Linked DNA regions of Homo sapiens: region 1 is linked to region 2. The links are chromatin loops, found by intact Hi-C in ENCODE. Cell type or tissue: HCT116. All regions are shown on one strand. Links, peaks and the distances in the headings refer to the core of each region. The heading gives the core; the rest is flanking DNA.

Region 1 (7,094 bases), core at 2,061-4,560, 51 kb after region 2:
ATAAAATATATAATATATAAATGTTTATATATTATATATTTAATATATAAATATTTATATATTAAATATATAATATATAAATATTTATATATTAAATATATAAATATATAAAATATATAAATATTTATAATATATATAAATATTAAAATATATATCTATATTTATATATAGATATATAAATATATATAAATTAAAATATATAAATATATTAAATATATTATTTATATGAAAATATACATTAATATTTATATTGAAATATATATTAATATTTATATTAAAATATGTTAATATTTATATTAAATATATAAATATATAATATAATTAAATATAAATATATTAAATATATAAATATTTATATATATTAAATATATAAATATTTATATATATTAAATATATAAATATTTATATATATTAAATATATAAATAAGGCCGGGCGCGGTGGCTCACGCCTGTAATCCCAGCACTTTGGGAGGCCGAGGCGGGCGGATCACGAGGTCAGGAGATCGAGACCATCCCGGCTAAAACGGTGAAACCCCGTCTCTACTAAAAATACAAAAAATTAGCCGGGCGTAGTGGCGGGCGCCTGTAGTCCCAGCTACTTGGGAGGCTGAGGCAGGAGAATAGCGTGAACCCGGGAGGCGGAGCTTGCAGTGAGCCGAGATCCCGCCACTGCACTCCAGCCTGGGCGACAGAGCGAGACTCCGTCTCAAAAAAAAAAAAAAAAAAAAAAAAAAAATATATATATATATATATATATATATATATAAATATTTATTAAATATATAAAATATATAAATATTAAATATATAAATATATATAAATATTAAATATATATAATTATATATAATAAAAGTAATAATTATTATTATTACTTTTAATTAAAGAAGGAAGTCTATGTTGCCCAGGCTGGTCTCGAACTCCTGGCCTCAAGCGATCCTTCTGCCTTGGCCTCCCAAAGTGCTGAGACTACAGCAGTGAGCCACCACACCTGGCTACCCCTGATAAACTTCTACCCACCGATGAATTGACATTCTGTCCACCAGCCCTGCTCCCCAGCCCTTGGGGGTGTTTAATCTGCAACCCTCATCCCCCACCAGGAGAAAGCCTCCCAGAGGCCCAGGCCTACCTGCTGGGAGATCTGGAATCACTGTAGTGGGAGGAGAGGGAGGGGCTGTGGGAGCTGCCACTGCTATGGCGATGAGACCTCCGGCCTGGGGACTCTGTGTGAGGCCTGGCGTGGATGGGGGAAATCAGCCTGTACCTCAATTCTGCCCCCCGTGATCCCCCCAGCCCCCAAGTTGCCCAGCCTCCCACCAGGATCCCAGTGGAACCCTACTGAAAGCCAGTGTTCATCAGTCCCCTAAAGTCTCCTATAAAAGGTACATCAGCAGTGTTGGTGCTGGCTGCAGAGCCTATCTGGTCCATATGGGTCATCTGTGAGAATTAGTAAAAGGCCCCCTTTTCTCTAGACAACCCCAGCCTCCCAAGACCCCCCTCAGCCCTCAGCAGGTGATCCTGGGACTTGTGGGGTGGGAGGAAGGAGGGTGGGAGTCACGAGGACTGGGCTTGGGAGGACCCTGGATTGGAAGGCAAGAGGCCTGGGTTTTGGTTCAAGCTCTGACTCAGCAAGAGCCCTTGGCTTTCTTTCTAGATCTTAATTTTTCCATCTGGGCAAAATGAGCTACCTTTAATGGCCTGATTCTGTGATTCTAAAAGGCGTAGTTTGCTGGGGCGGGAGGGAGAACGAATGGGGGGCTGGAGAGTAGGGAGGGCGCTTACCTCTTCTTCTCTTTGTTCTTCTCTTTTCTTTTGCACTTGGAGCTTCGAGATCTGCAGAGAGCAGAGACCACAGTGATGGTGTGGCCCGGGGAGGGTGTGGCCTTCGTGCCCTGGAGCCTGGGTATACTCAGGTGTGGATCTGAGATTTGTTCCACTCTAGGGCCTAAGCCCCATGGCTGGCGGGGACTTTTCCATCCTACTCCACCCCTTTGTCCCTTTCACTCAGCCAAAGCTCCGGCCTTCCTCCTCCTGGAAGTCCTGGCCCGTGAACACCTCCCTGGGTCGCAAATGCTGCCCAGTCTGGGAGGGCCACAGAAGTGTGGCTGGCCCCAGATAAAGTGGGGTGCTATAGCCGGGCATGGTGGCTCACACCTTTAATCTCAGCACTTTGGGAGGCTGAGGCCAGTGGATCACTTGAAGTCAGGAGTTTGAGACCAGCCTGACCAACATGGAGAAACCCAGTCTCTACTAAAAATACAAAATTAGCCAGGCGTGGTGGTGTGTGCCTATAATCCCAGCTACTAGGGAGGCTGAGGCAAGAGAATCGCTTGAACCTGGGAGGCGGAGGTTGCGTAAGCTGAGATCGCGCCTTTGCACTCCAGCCTGGGCAATAAGAGTGAAACTCCGTCTCAGGAAAAAAAAAAAAAAAAAAAAGGCAGGGGTTGCTGTTTGCAGGTGTGGCAGCCTCAAGCCTTAGGTCTGGGCCAGATAGAAATGGTGATTTGCTCTTGTCTTTTGGTACTGGACTTGGGACATGCCCAATACTCATTCCCTTGAGTATTGGGGTGTGGCCTGATAATCATACCTCCTGTGCCCCCTTCCTCCGTGTGCTCCCAGACTGGCCCAGCCCTAGGCCAGCTCACCAGGGGTTTAGGAAAGAAATGCTTTCCCAAGGGCATGATGTCCCTGCTTTTTTTTTTTTTTTTTTTTTTTTTTTTGTCTTGAGACAGAGTCCCGCTCTGTTGCCCAGGCTGGTGTGCAGTGGCACAATCTCAGCTCACTGCAACCTCCACCTTGCAGGTTCAAGCAATTCTCATGCCTCAGCCTCCCAGGTAGCTGGGATTACAGTAGCCTGCCACCACGTCTGGCTATTTTTTGTTTGTTTGTTTGTTTGTTTTAGTAGAAACAGGATTTCACCATGTTGGCCAGGCTGGTCTCGAACTCCTGGCCTCAAGTGATCTGCCCACCTCAGCCCTCCAAAGTGCTGGGATTACAGATGTGAGCCACCGTGCCTGGCCAATCTCCCTGCTTTTGAATGACATCTCTGGATCCATCTGCAGGGCTGCCCCCTCCCAACTCCCACAGCTTCCTGTCACATCCCATCCAGCCCTCTGGGGCAAGCCCCCCAACCCAGCACCCTCTACCTTTGATGAAAGGCCTGAGAAGCTTCTGGTTAGCCCTCAAAGGTCTCACCCAACCCCAATCCTCAGCCCCATCCTCCCTGGTGCCACCAGATCCCTTCAGTCCTTCTGACCCCAAAACAAAGCCATACTAAGGAACACAGAAATGTGCTCCCACAGGAGCAGAGTGACTGCGGGGAAGGCCCGGAGGCTATGGGTTTGGGTGCTGGAGCCTGCTTTGGGCTTCAGTCTCCCCATTGGAAGTTGGTCTATTCCTAGTTCACTTTTAGGACCTGTCCAGGAAGGATGGGAGCTGGCCAGAGGGTGTGTGTAAGCTAATGGTGGCCACTTGGGGGCAGTAGGGACCCACACTGATCCATAGACACTGGGAGGCCAGGGGAAGATGAAAAATTGGGGACATTGGAGGGGCAGGATTAGGTGTTTATGTAGGCTCCTCCCCTACTTGGCAAATTCCCACTACAAAGAAGGAACTCCAGACTCTGCCCTTCCTCTGGGCTGCTGGAAGGGGGTCTGGCTCTGATGCCACCTCTGGAATGTGACTGCCCCACAACTTCCTTCCGAGCTCTCCTCTCCTCTCCTTTCCCTTTTCCCTTCTTTTCCTTTCCTTTTCTTTTCTTTCTTTCTTTCTTTCTTTTTTTTGAGATGGAGTCTTGCTCTGTCGCCCAGACTGGAGTGCAGTGGTGCGATCTCAGCTCCCTGTAATTTCCTCCTCCCAGTATCAAGCGATTCTCCTACCTCAGCCTCCCAAGTAGCTGGGATTACAGGCACCCGCCACCATGCCCAGATAATTTTTGTATTTTCAGTAGAGACTGACTATGTTGGCCAAGCTGGTCTCAAAGTCCTGACTTCAAATGATCCAGCCACCTCGGCCTCCCAAAGTGCTGGGATTACAGGCATGAGCCACCACACCCAGACTTTGTTTTTTTTTTTTTTTTTTTCTGAGACAGAGTCTCGCTGTGTCACCCAGGCTGGAGTGCTGTGCACTCCACTGCAATCTCTTGGCTCACTGCAACCTCCGCCACCCGGGTTCAAGTGATTCTCCTGCCTCAGCCTCTCGAGTAGCTGGGATTACAGGCGCTTGCCACCACACCCAGCTAATTTTCGTATTTTCAGTAGAGACAGGATTTCACCATGTTGTCCAGGCTGGTGTCAAACTCCTGGCCTCAAGCGATCCACCTGCCTCAGCCTCCCACAGTGCTGGGATTATAGGTGTGAGCCACCGTGCCTGGCTCAGGCTGTTTTCTGCTTTCTCAGCAACCCTCTTCTCCTGCACCACTCTGCCTCCACCTGGACTCCTGCCTTTCACTTCCTCTCCCCTCCCCCAGTCCACCCTGAACAAGCCACTGCCCTGCTCAGAGCTCCCCCACACTAACCCCCAGCCCTCCTGGGTGGAGGATGGCTCCATAACCTGGCAGTCAAACCTGTTGGGAGGCTAGCACCTGTCCCCGAGAAACTCTACCTCTAGCCACAGCTCCCCGACCCTGCCTCCTATCCATGGAGCCCTCCCAGCTCACAGAGGTCCTCCTGCCTCGCGAGCTGTTTCCCTGCAAATTCAGGGTCTCGGTGTTTCTGCTTGTCTAACTGGCACCTCCACAGACAGACACACCCCTTGGGCATTGGACCTGCCATGTTGTCTAGAAATTCTTGGGGTCACCACGTCATGGCTGATGCATGGGGCAGGCAAGGGTTGCAAACAGTTGGTTTTCATGCTCCTTCTCCACTGCCCTGTCCCCGCAGCCTGGCTGTGGGAAGGAACCCTGGAGCTGAAGGATGGAGCCCTGTGGGACCCTCAAAACCCCCTCCCATCATTGCGTCCTTTGGGCTTTGGTCCTTAAGGGACCACTGACCATGTCCTCTGCAAAGCGCCGCTCACCTGTGCCGTCTCTTCCTCCGGGACCCAGAATCAGACCTGTAGGGCGATAAAGGAGTTCTCTTGAGCCTGCCTGGGGTGGCCCAGGGGAGACCTATGGAGGGCCACAGCCCTGGCCCTGGGCCCCACGGGAGGAAGAGGAGGCCCCAGGGTGGGGGCAGCAAGGGTACCTGTCTCGGCGATGCTTCTTCACACTCTTCTTCTTCTTGCGGAGGGGTGAGGAGCTCCCACAGCTGTGGACACAGGGAGGTGGGCTCTAGTGAGCTGGGGTGGGGGGTGGGGGGCTGGAAATGGCTGGAGAGACCTGGGTGCTTGGGACATTGAAGCTGGAAAGGGAATTCCAGGCCAGGAAGCCCAAGGTCCCTTGTACAGAGTGACCCGAGGCCCCAAGGGTCGCCAAGGTCCCTCAGGGTAGTTGATGGCGCTGCCTATGTTGTCCCCACAATTGTGGGGACAACAATGTCCCCCCTGGCATTGTGGGCAAAGATAGTTTCAAACCCAGAAGTCAGAGGCTCCAACGGTGGGATTCACGGCCTCTGTAGGGGCAAAACTTGCACCTTGGCAGTGTCCAGGTGCAGGCCCTGAGGGTCCAGGCCTCCGGCCTCTGGGGGATGGCCTTGGAATCTCTCCCACCCACAGACATCCCCCGCCCTGGCCCCAGCCAGCTCTGTCCCCACTGACCTGCATTCGGACTCCAGTCTCCTCTTTTTGCTGAGGGCAGATGCCAGGAAGAAAGGACAGACGGATGGATGGGGTTAGTTGGGGCCCCAGACACTTGCCAGGGTCTCACGCAGGACAGGGGAGGGTGGACAGAGAGATTCGGGGATGGCAGATGAGGCCCCTCCTCCCCAGGGCCACTCGCACTAGTGTTGGTGGGCACGGGACCCCTGGGAGGGCAGAGGGGGACTGGGAGCAGGTGCTGGTAACACACGGGCCCGGTCAGTGAGTCTGGCTCTGGGGGATTCAGTGAGAGGCAGGTGCTAGAGAAGGGCTCAGTGAGGGGCGGATCCCAGATAAGGGGAGGGGCTCGATGAGGGGTGGGGCCTAGTGGGGAGAGGACCTCGATGAGGGGCGGGTCCTAGAGAAGGGGAGGGGCTCGGTGAGGGGCGGGCCCCAGAGAAGGGGAGGGGCTCCTTGGGGGGCGGAACCTAGCGAAGGGGAGGGGCTTGTCGAGGGGCGGGGCCTAGCGAGGGGAGGAGCTTGAGGCCTGGGGTGGGTTCAGTTACCCGGAGGGCACCTAGTCGGGGGACGGCACGGGGAGGGCGAGGGAGGGGCTCAGAGAGGGGCGGGGCTCACAAATGCTGCATGGTTGTGAGCCAGGGACGGGCATCCGGGGAGAGACCCCACCTCCTCCTCCCTTCCCGCTCCGGTCAGGCGCGGTTCTCACCGGCTTCTCCGGTGGCCGCCTTTCTTTTTCTTCTTTTTCTTGGGAGGGGGCGATGCCGAGCTGCTAGACCAATGCTTGGTCCTGGGGGAGAAGGGGCGGGGGTGGGGGCGGTGAGGGGGGGCAGCCCCGCGCGCCCCCCACCCCCGCCGCGGCGGCCGCTGACCTGTACCCGCGGTGGCCGCGGTAGCAGGAGGCCGGGCAGTCACAGTCCACTGGGCCGTCGTCATCGTCAAAGGGCGCGTACTCCAGGCCCGGCTCAGCGCCCTCGGTCAGCCGCGGGGTCTCCGCCACACTGCCGGCGACAGGGACGCTCACCACCAGTCTCGGGACGACTTTTCTTCACCCCTTTTCTCGGCGCAGGGGGCCTGACCTAGCCCCGCAAGTCTGCGGGCTGCTACCCGGCTGGGGGAGGGGCGAGGGGTAACTGCGGCCCCTGGCCTTACAGGGCTAGGCAGAGATTTGGGGAACCCAACGGGGCACATCCCCTACAGGTCCCCGACCTCACGGTACAATCTTTTGCAAAAAAGAAGGAGATAACCGAGCCCCTTATTTAGCCCGCACCCCTTCTGAGTTCTCACCATCTCAGTAAGCCCCCTCCTCTTTTTTTTTTTTTTAATTTTGGAGATAGGGTCTTGCTCTGTTGCTCAGGCTGGGTTGCAGCGGTGGGATCATAGCTCACTGCAGCCTTGAACTTCTG
Region 2 (7,094 bases), core at 2,344-4,843:
GACAGGTTTCTAGGACGGTGCAGAGGCCAGGGCGCCCGGACTACGCGGAAGCCCGGATGTGGGCCGGGCGGGACCACGGCTGTGTATGTAGCCCCGCCCCGGGGGCGGCCGCCTTCCCCTCGGGCATGGCAAGAGCCAATCACAGGCCAGCGTGTCCCCGCTCCGCCAATGGTCGGACTGTTGCTAGGGCCTGGGTCCCTGCCCCGAAATCGGCCCGCTTAGCGGCCCCGGGGCTTCATTTGTTGCAGATCCCGCCCTCCAGCCACTGGGGAGCTTTTATCTCCCAACTTCACCCGCTTCTCTCTCCTCCGTCTTCCGCCTCCACCTTTGTTACGTGCTTGGGAGGATGGAGCCTTGGGCTCGTGGTGGGCCCTTGGTCCCACGCCTGCCCTTCAGTTTCTCCATCTGAATAATGACGTGATCTCTCGTGTCCCGGCCCGTACTGGTTGGCTATCCTTTCTTACCTACACATCTCTGCTTCTGAAAACAGCCCTGGGAGGTCTGCGTTGTTCCCAGATTGCAGAAGAGGAAACTCCTGGCCCCCGATGCACACAACAGCTGGGCGGTTTCTGGTGGCTACCTGGGTCTGACGGGTTCCATCACTTTACACGCGGGAGCCATGGTGCAACAGTGAGGGAGGGGGCAGATCTGGTGTCCTGGCGACACTGAGGCCAGGTCCTGCCTCTCTTTGGTATCCCAGGCCCTCCACAGCTAGGTCCCAACCTGCCTGTCCAACCTCCGCTGCCCTCATGCCCCAGGTGTTACAGCCCCATCAGCCTCCTGTGCGCCCTTCAAGGTCCTCTGCTCCAATACCCTTCCCTCCCACGGTCCTGATGATGATAACTGAATCGAACAGTGGCTGCCAGCCAGGGCCAGGGCCCTCCCCCATCATCAGTCCTGAAAGATGTCAGAAATGGAATAAAGACACCCAGTCTCCCCGCTTCCCATCTCCTGACATAGAGTTGTATAATCCCAGGCCGAGAGGGAGTTGAGTTGCCCAAGTCACTATCAAGGCTGGATTTAGGAATTAAAAATCAGCTCCAGTGAGGTTGCTGACTGTTTAGAAAGGTGGGATTTCTGTCGCTCAGCAATGTCTATTTTCTTTTTCTTTCTTTTTTAGAGACAAGGTGTCACTCTGTTGCCCAGGCTGTACTGGAGTGCAGTGGTGCAATCATAGCTCACTGGAGCCTCCAAATCCTGGGCTCTGAGTAGCTGAGACTATAGGTGTGCACCACCATACCCAGCTGATTTCTAAATTTTTTTTGTAGAAACAGTCTCACTGTGGTGCCCAGACTGGTCTCGAGTACCTGACCTCAAGCCTCAGCCTCCCAAAGTGTTGGGATTACAGGTGAAAACCACTGTGCCCGACCCAATGTTTCATTTTCTGAATAAAGGGCTGTTGGGGGACAAAAGCTTAAGAGCTCAGGATTTGGATTCTCATCCCACCATGTCCTAATTAGGTGACATAACCTCTCAAGGTATTTAGCCTTTTAGAGGATCAGTTTCTACATCTGTAAAACGAGAATAATACAACCTACCTCAAAAATGTCTAGCAGTGACTGAGTGCTTACTATCGGCTCTCAGCAGCCTTCTAAAGACTTCACAGTGGCTGGGTGCAGAGGCTCAAGCCTGTAATCCCAGCACTTTGGGAGGCTGAGGCAGGAGGATCGCTGGAGACTGGGAGTTCCAGACCAGCCTGGGCAACATAGCGAGATCCTATCTCTACCAAAATTACAAAATTAGCCAGGCATATTGACAAATGCTTGTGGTCCCGGCTACTTGGGAGGCTGAGGTAGGAGGGTAGCTGGAGTCCAAGAATTCGAGGCTGTAGTGAGCTGTAATGGTGCCATGGCACTCCAGCCTGGGCAACTGAGCAAGATCCTGTCTCAAAAAAAAAAAAAAAAAAGCCAGGCATGGTGTCTCATGCCTGTAATCCCAGCACTTTGGGAGGCCGAGATGGGTGGATCACCTGAGGTCGGGAGTTAGAGACCATCCTGACCAACATAAAGAAACCCCATCTCGGCCCGGCGCGGTGGCTCACGCCTGTAATCCCAGCACTTTGGGAGGCCGAGGCGGGTGGATCATGAGGTCAGGAGATCGAGACCATCCTGGCTAACAAGGTGAAACCCCGTCTCTACTAAAAATACAAAAAATTAGCCGGGCGCGGTGGCGGGCGCCTGTAGTCCCAGCTACTCGGGAGGCTGAGGAAGGAGAATGGTGTGAACCCGGGAAGCGGAGCTTGCAGTGAGCCGAGATTGCGCCACTGCAGTCCGCAGTCCGGCCTGGGCGACAGAGCGAGACTCCGTCTCAAAAAAAAAAAAAAAAGAAACCCCATCTCTACTAAAAATACAACATTAGCCGGGTGTGGTGGCAGGTACCTGTAGTCCCAGCTACTCGGGAGGCTGAGGCAGGAGAATCGCTTGAACCCGGGAGGCAGAGGTTGCGGTGAGCCGAGATAGTGCCACTGCACTCCAGCCTGGGCAACAAGAATGAAACTCAGTTAAAAAAAAAAGAATACTTCTTAGGTATTAATTCATATAGTTGCATCATTTGCAGATGAGGAAACTGAGACTTAGCAACATGCCCAAGGTCCCACAGCTAAGAAGTAAGTGGCCAAGTGGGATTGAACCCAGGCAGTGTGACATGAGTTCCTGCAACCATAACTGCGATCCCGTGCTGCCGCTCAGTGGAGTGGGGTTGCTATGAGGATTTAATAAGCTAACGAGTGATTGGCAGCTAGCAGGTGCCTCCTAAAATGTGCCAGTTCTGATTAGGATCAGAGTGGAAACAGTGGTCAACCCCCCTGCAGCAGAGGGTGTGACAGGGTGGGGCAGGAGCCCGGGCTCAGGCCTTGGCTGCCAGACCCTTCCAAGGCAGAGAGAGTGGGCTGGGTCTTCCAGGAGGGAAATTCAGGGAGGCTTGAAGGCCCTTGGAAACTGAAGCCCAGGGCAGAGGAGAACCGGGCTAAAGGCGTGCTGGGTGTGGGGCTGGGGAGAGGGGCAGTGGGGAGGTGTCAGAGTTTTTCAAGACTGGGCCTCTTTTTATTTTTGTTGAGACAGGGTCTCGCTTTGTCACCCAGGCTGGAGTGCAGTGGCACAATCTTAACTTGCTGCAACATCCACCTCCTGGGTTCAAGCAATTCTCCTGCCTCAGCCTCCCGAGTAGCTGGGATTACAAGCATCCGTCACCACACCTGGCTAATTTTTGTATTTTTAGTGGAGACGGGGTTTCACCATGTTGGCCAGGCTGGTCTTGAACTTCTGACCTCAAGTTATCCACCTGCCTCAGCCTCCCAAAGTGCTGGGATTACAGGCATGAACCACCATGTCCGGCTTGTCTCTTTGTTTTATTTATTTATTTATTTATTTATTTATTTATTTATTTATTTATAAGAAACAGAGTCTCGCTCTGTCTTCCAGGCTGGAGTGCAGTGTTGTGATCATATCTCACTGCAGCCTCAAGCTTCTGGGCTCAAGCAATCCTCCCACCTCAGCCTCCCGAGCAGCTGGGGCTGTAGGTTTGCACCTACTGCCATGCCATGTCCGGCTACTTTTTCCTTTTTTTTTTTTTTTTTTTGTAGAGAAGGGATCTCACTATGTTGTCCAGGCTGGTCTCACATTCCTAGGCTCAAGCGATCCTCCCGCCTCAGCCTCCCAAAGTGCTGGGATTACAGGTGTGAGACACTGCGTCTGGCCAAGACCAAGTCAATTGCCCCTGTTTGCGCTCTACAGGGCTCAGAACCTGGGCAGAGATTCCTGAAGGTTCTGGACTGGGCAGTGTTGGTGCCTGAGGAATTCATCCTCTCTGGGAGGGCACCAGGGGGCAGTCGCTTACTGTCCTATCTGGGCCTGGGAGTGGGGCGATGTGGGTCCGCAAACCCCAGGGCGTCCTCTAGGGGGCAGTCTCGGGCCTGCCTGCGCACAGCTCCATCCTCCGTGTGGGAGGGGCTGAGGCTTCCTGCCTGATCTTGACTTGAGCCCGGGTGGGGATTGATTTATCTTTCTCCCACCCAGAGCCCACTACCCCCTGCTGAGGGGATCGGTCTGTGGGGCTGCTCCCAGGGTTCAAGGCTTTCAGGCTGGGCAGACCTGGAGAAGAGGGGTCTTTGGGGCCACGGGAGGAATTACAAAGGGATAGTTTGGGCATCAGGGTTCAGAGACAGGTGGGGTGGAATTCAGAGAGGGGAGGGGCCTCAAACAAGGGAGGGGAGAGTGGGGAAGTGAGGAAGTGCAGTCATGGGGTGGGAGCTCAGGGAAGACGGGTGAACTCCAAGAAAGGCCAGGTGAGGCGGCTCACATCTGTAATCCCAACACTTTGGGAGGTGGAGGCAGGAGGATCACTTGATTCCAGGAGTTCGAGACCTCCCTGGGCAACATAGTGAGACCCGCATCTCTACAAAAAATTAGAAACTTACCAGGTATAGTGGCGCACACCTGTTGTCCCAGCTACTCGGAAGGCTGGACAGGAGGATTGCTTGAGCCCAGGAGTTGGAGGTTGCAGTGAGCTATGATCTCACTAGTGTACTCCAGCCTGGAGACAGAGTGAGACCTGGTCTCTAAAAAAGAAAACAAAAAGAAAAGAAGAAGCCAAGCACGGTGGCTCATGCCTATAATCTCAGCACTTCAGGAGGCCAAGACGGGCGGATCACCTGAGGTCAGGAGTTCAAGACCAGACTAGCCAACATGGTGCAACCCCGTCTCTACTAAAAATACAAAAATTAGCTGGGTATGGTGGTGCACACCTGTAATCCCAGCTAATCTGGAGGCTGAGGCACAAGTATTACTTGAACCCATTGGGAGGAGGCTGCAGTGAGCCAAGATGGTACCACTGCACTCTGGCCTGGGCAATAGAGCGAGACTCTGTCTCAAAAAAAGAAAAGAAAAAAAAGAAAGAAAGAACGGATTTCCTGTGCGAGGAGGGACTTGGTGTTGGGAGGGGTACAGTCAGGTAGTGGAGCTGAGTCAGGGAGGGACAGAATCAGTGGGGCAGATGGGAACTCACGAGGGGTCCAGTGAGGGCATGAGGGCCAAGAGAGGGTAGGTGAACCCAAAGAAGGGAGTGATTTCTTTTTTGTTTGTTTGTTTGTTTGTTTGTTTTTGTTTTGAGATGGAGTTTTGCTCTTGTTGCCCAGGCTGGAGTGCAATGGCACTATCTCAGCTCACCACAACCTCTGCCTCCTGGGTTCATGCCATTCTCCTGCCTCAGCCTCCTGAGTAGCTGGGACTATAGGCGCCTACCACCACACCTGGCTAATTTTGTATTTTTAGTAGAGATGGGGTTTCTCCATGTTGGTCATGGCTGGTCTTGAACTCCTGACCTCGTGATCTGCCTGCCTCAGCCTCCCAAAGTGCTGGGATTACAGGTGTGAGCCACTGCGCTGGCTGACCTTTTTTTTTTTTTTTTTTGAGATGGAGTCTCGCTCTGTCACCCAGGCTGGAGTGCAGTGGCTCAGTCTTGGCTCACTGCAACCTCCACCTCCCGGGCTCAAGTGATTCTCATGCCTCAGCCTCCCGAGTAGCTGGGACTACTGACACCCACCACCATGCCTGGCTAATTTTTTTTGTATTTTGGTAGAGACTGGGTTTCACCATGTTGCCCAGGGTGGTCTTGAACTGCTGAGCTCAAGTGATCCGTCCGCCTCGGCCTCCCAAAGTGCTAGATTACAGGTGTGAGCCACTGCACCCGGCGGGAGTGACCTCTTTGTCATCCATCCACCTGATTAAGTTTTCAACCTCCTTATCCTGTGGTCCCACCAGCCTGAAGACATAGACGCTCCCAGCCATTCCTAAGAGGACTTTGAGGAGCCCATCATATGGAGAGCAGAACGACATAGGGAAAAAAGGGGTTACTTAGTGGGGTCAGGGGCCAGACTGAAGGCCTTTCTCACCCAGGCCCTTGTTGGTCATGCACAGAAATATCTGCATATCCTCAAGTCCCCCTGGGACTTTGGTCTTCCTACGATTGTTAGGGGACCTGGGTAGCTTCCACTATTCATGACTCCCCCTAGATCGTCACCCTGCATGGGACTGACAACACCAACAGACAACCAGAGGTCCCCCAGAAGTGAAGTCTCAGAATGGAAACTGAGCCCAGGGCCAGGCTGCACCCCAGCCCATGTCTCCGCCAGGGTGCAGCGGGCCCAAACCAAGGTCTGGCCCCAGCCCTGGGCTTTTTCCCTGGTTTTTTTTTTTTTTTTTTTTGAGATGGAGTCTTGCTCTGTTGCCCAGGCTGGAGTACAATGGCGCTATCTCAGCTCATGGCAATCTCTGCCTCCTGGGTTCAAGCAATTCTCCTGCCTCAGCCTCCAGGGTAGCTGTGATTACAGGTATCCGCCACCATGCCTGGCTAATTTTTTGTATTTTTAAGTAGAGATGGGGTTTCACCCTGTTGGCCAGGCTGGTCTTGAACTCCTGACCTCAGGTGATCCGCCTGCCTCGGCCTCCCACAGTGCTGGGATTACAGGTGTGAGCCACCTCGCCCGGCTGGCTTTTTCCTAAACATGGAGCTACTCCTGCCGCCTCAATCAATTCTTTATTTTTTTTAGAGACAAGGTCTTGCTCTGTCACCCAGGCTGGAGTGCAGTGGCATGTCCATAGCTCACTGTAGCTTCGAACTCCTGGGCTTAAGAGATTCTCCCGCCTTAGCCTCCCAAGTAGATCAGACTGCAGGCACCACCGTGCCCAGATAATTTCTTATTTTTAGTAGAGCCAGAGTCTCACTATGTTGCCCAGGCTGGAATGCAGTGGTATGATCATAGCTCACTGCAGCCTCAACCTCCTGGACTCGAGCCATCCTCCTGCCTCAGCCTCCTGAGTAGCTGGGACTATAAACATATGCCACCATGCTCAGAATTTTTTTTTTTCTTTGAGATGGAGTTTCACACTTGTTGCCCAGGTGGAGTGCAATGACACAATCTTGGCTCACTGCAACCTCTGCTTCCCAGGTTCAAGCGATTTTCCTGCCTCAGCCTCCTGAGTAGCTGGGATTACAGGCAAGCACCACCACATCTAGCTAATTTTTGTATTTTTAGTAGAGATAGGGTTTCGCCATGTTGGTTAGGGCTGGTCTTGAACTCCTGACCTCAGATGAACCAC

What was found. Peaks named below come from ENCODE experiments on the same cell type or tissue, not always from the same donor. Only the 100,000 strongest peaks of a DNase experiment are listed, where the experiment ranks them.
Region 1: a loop joins it to region 2, with 9 times the contacts of the local background. A loop is called at or near these places in 12 of 110 quality-filtered maps.

What each region holds. Positions count from the first base shown.
Region 1 is chr7:76,259,501-76,266,594 of GRCh38, reverse strand. SRRM3 (serine/arginine repetitive matrix 3) reads right to left here. Exons shown (of 15, transcript NM_001110199.3): 4 at 6,561-6,689; 5 at 6,398-6,478; 6 at 5,692-5,721; 7 at 5,181-5,243; 8 at 5,014-5,049; 9 at 1,780-1,830; 10 at 1,127-1,231. LOC124901679 (a long non-coding RNA gene) reads left to right here and starts at 6,999. Exons shown (of 3, transcript XR_007060392.1): 1 at 6,999-7,094. RefSeq lists an enhancer at 4,634-5,157 and silencers at 6,046-6,125, 6,110-6,404. In HCT116, for the core only: a CTCF peak has its summit at 3,471 (motif pointing right); a DNase peak (open chromatin) is centred at 3,474.
Region 2 is chr7:76,311,213-76,318,306 of GRCh38, reverse strand. It overlaps FPASL (fibroblast proliferation associated lncRNA), which reads right to left and starts at 60. Exons shown (of 2, transcript NR_186616.1): 1 at 1-60. RefSeq lists enhancers at 1-193, 542-721, 194-1,190, 3,741-4,035 and a silencer at 22-261. In HCT116, for the core only: a CTCF peak has its summit at 3,870 (motif pointing right); a DNase peak (open chromatin) is centred at 3,856; H3K4me3 peaks cover 402 bases; H3K27ac peaks cover 691 bases.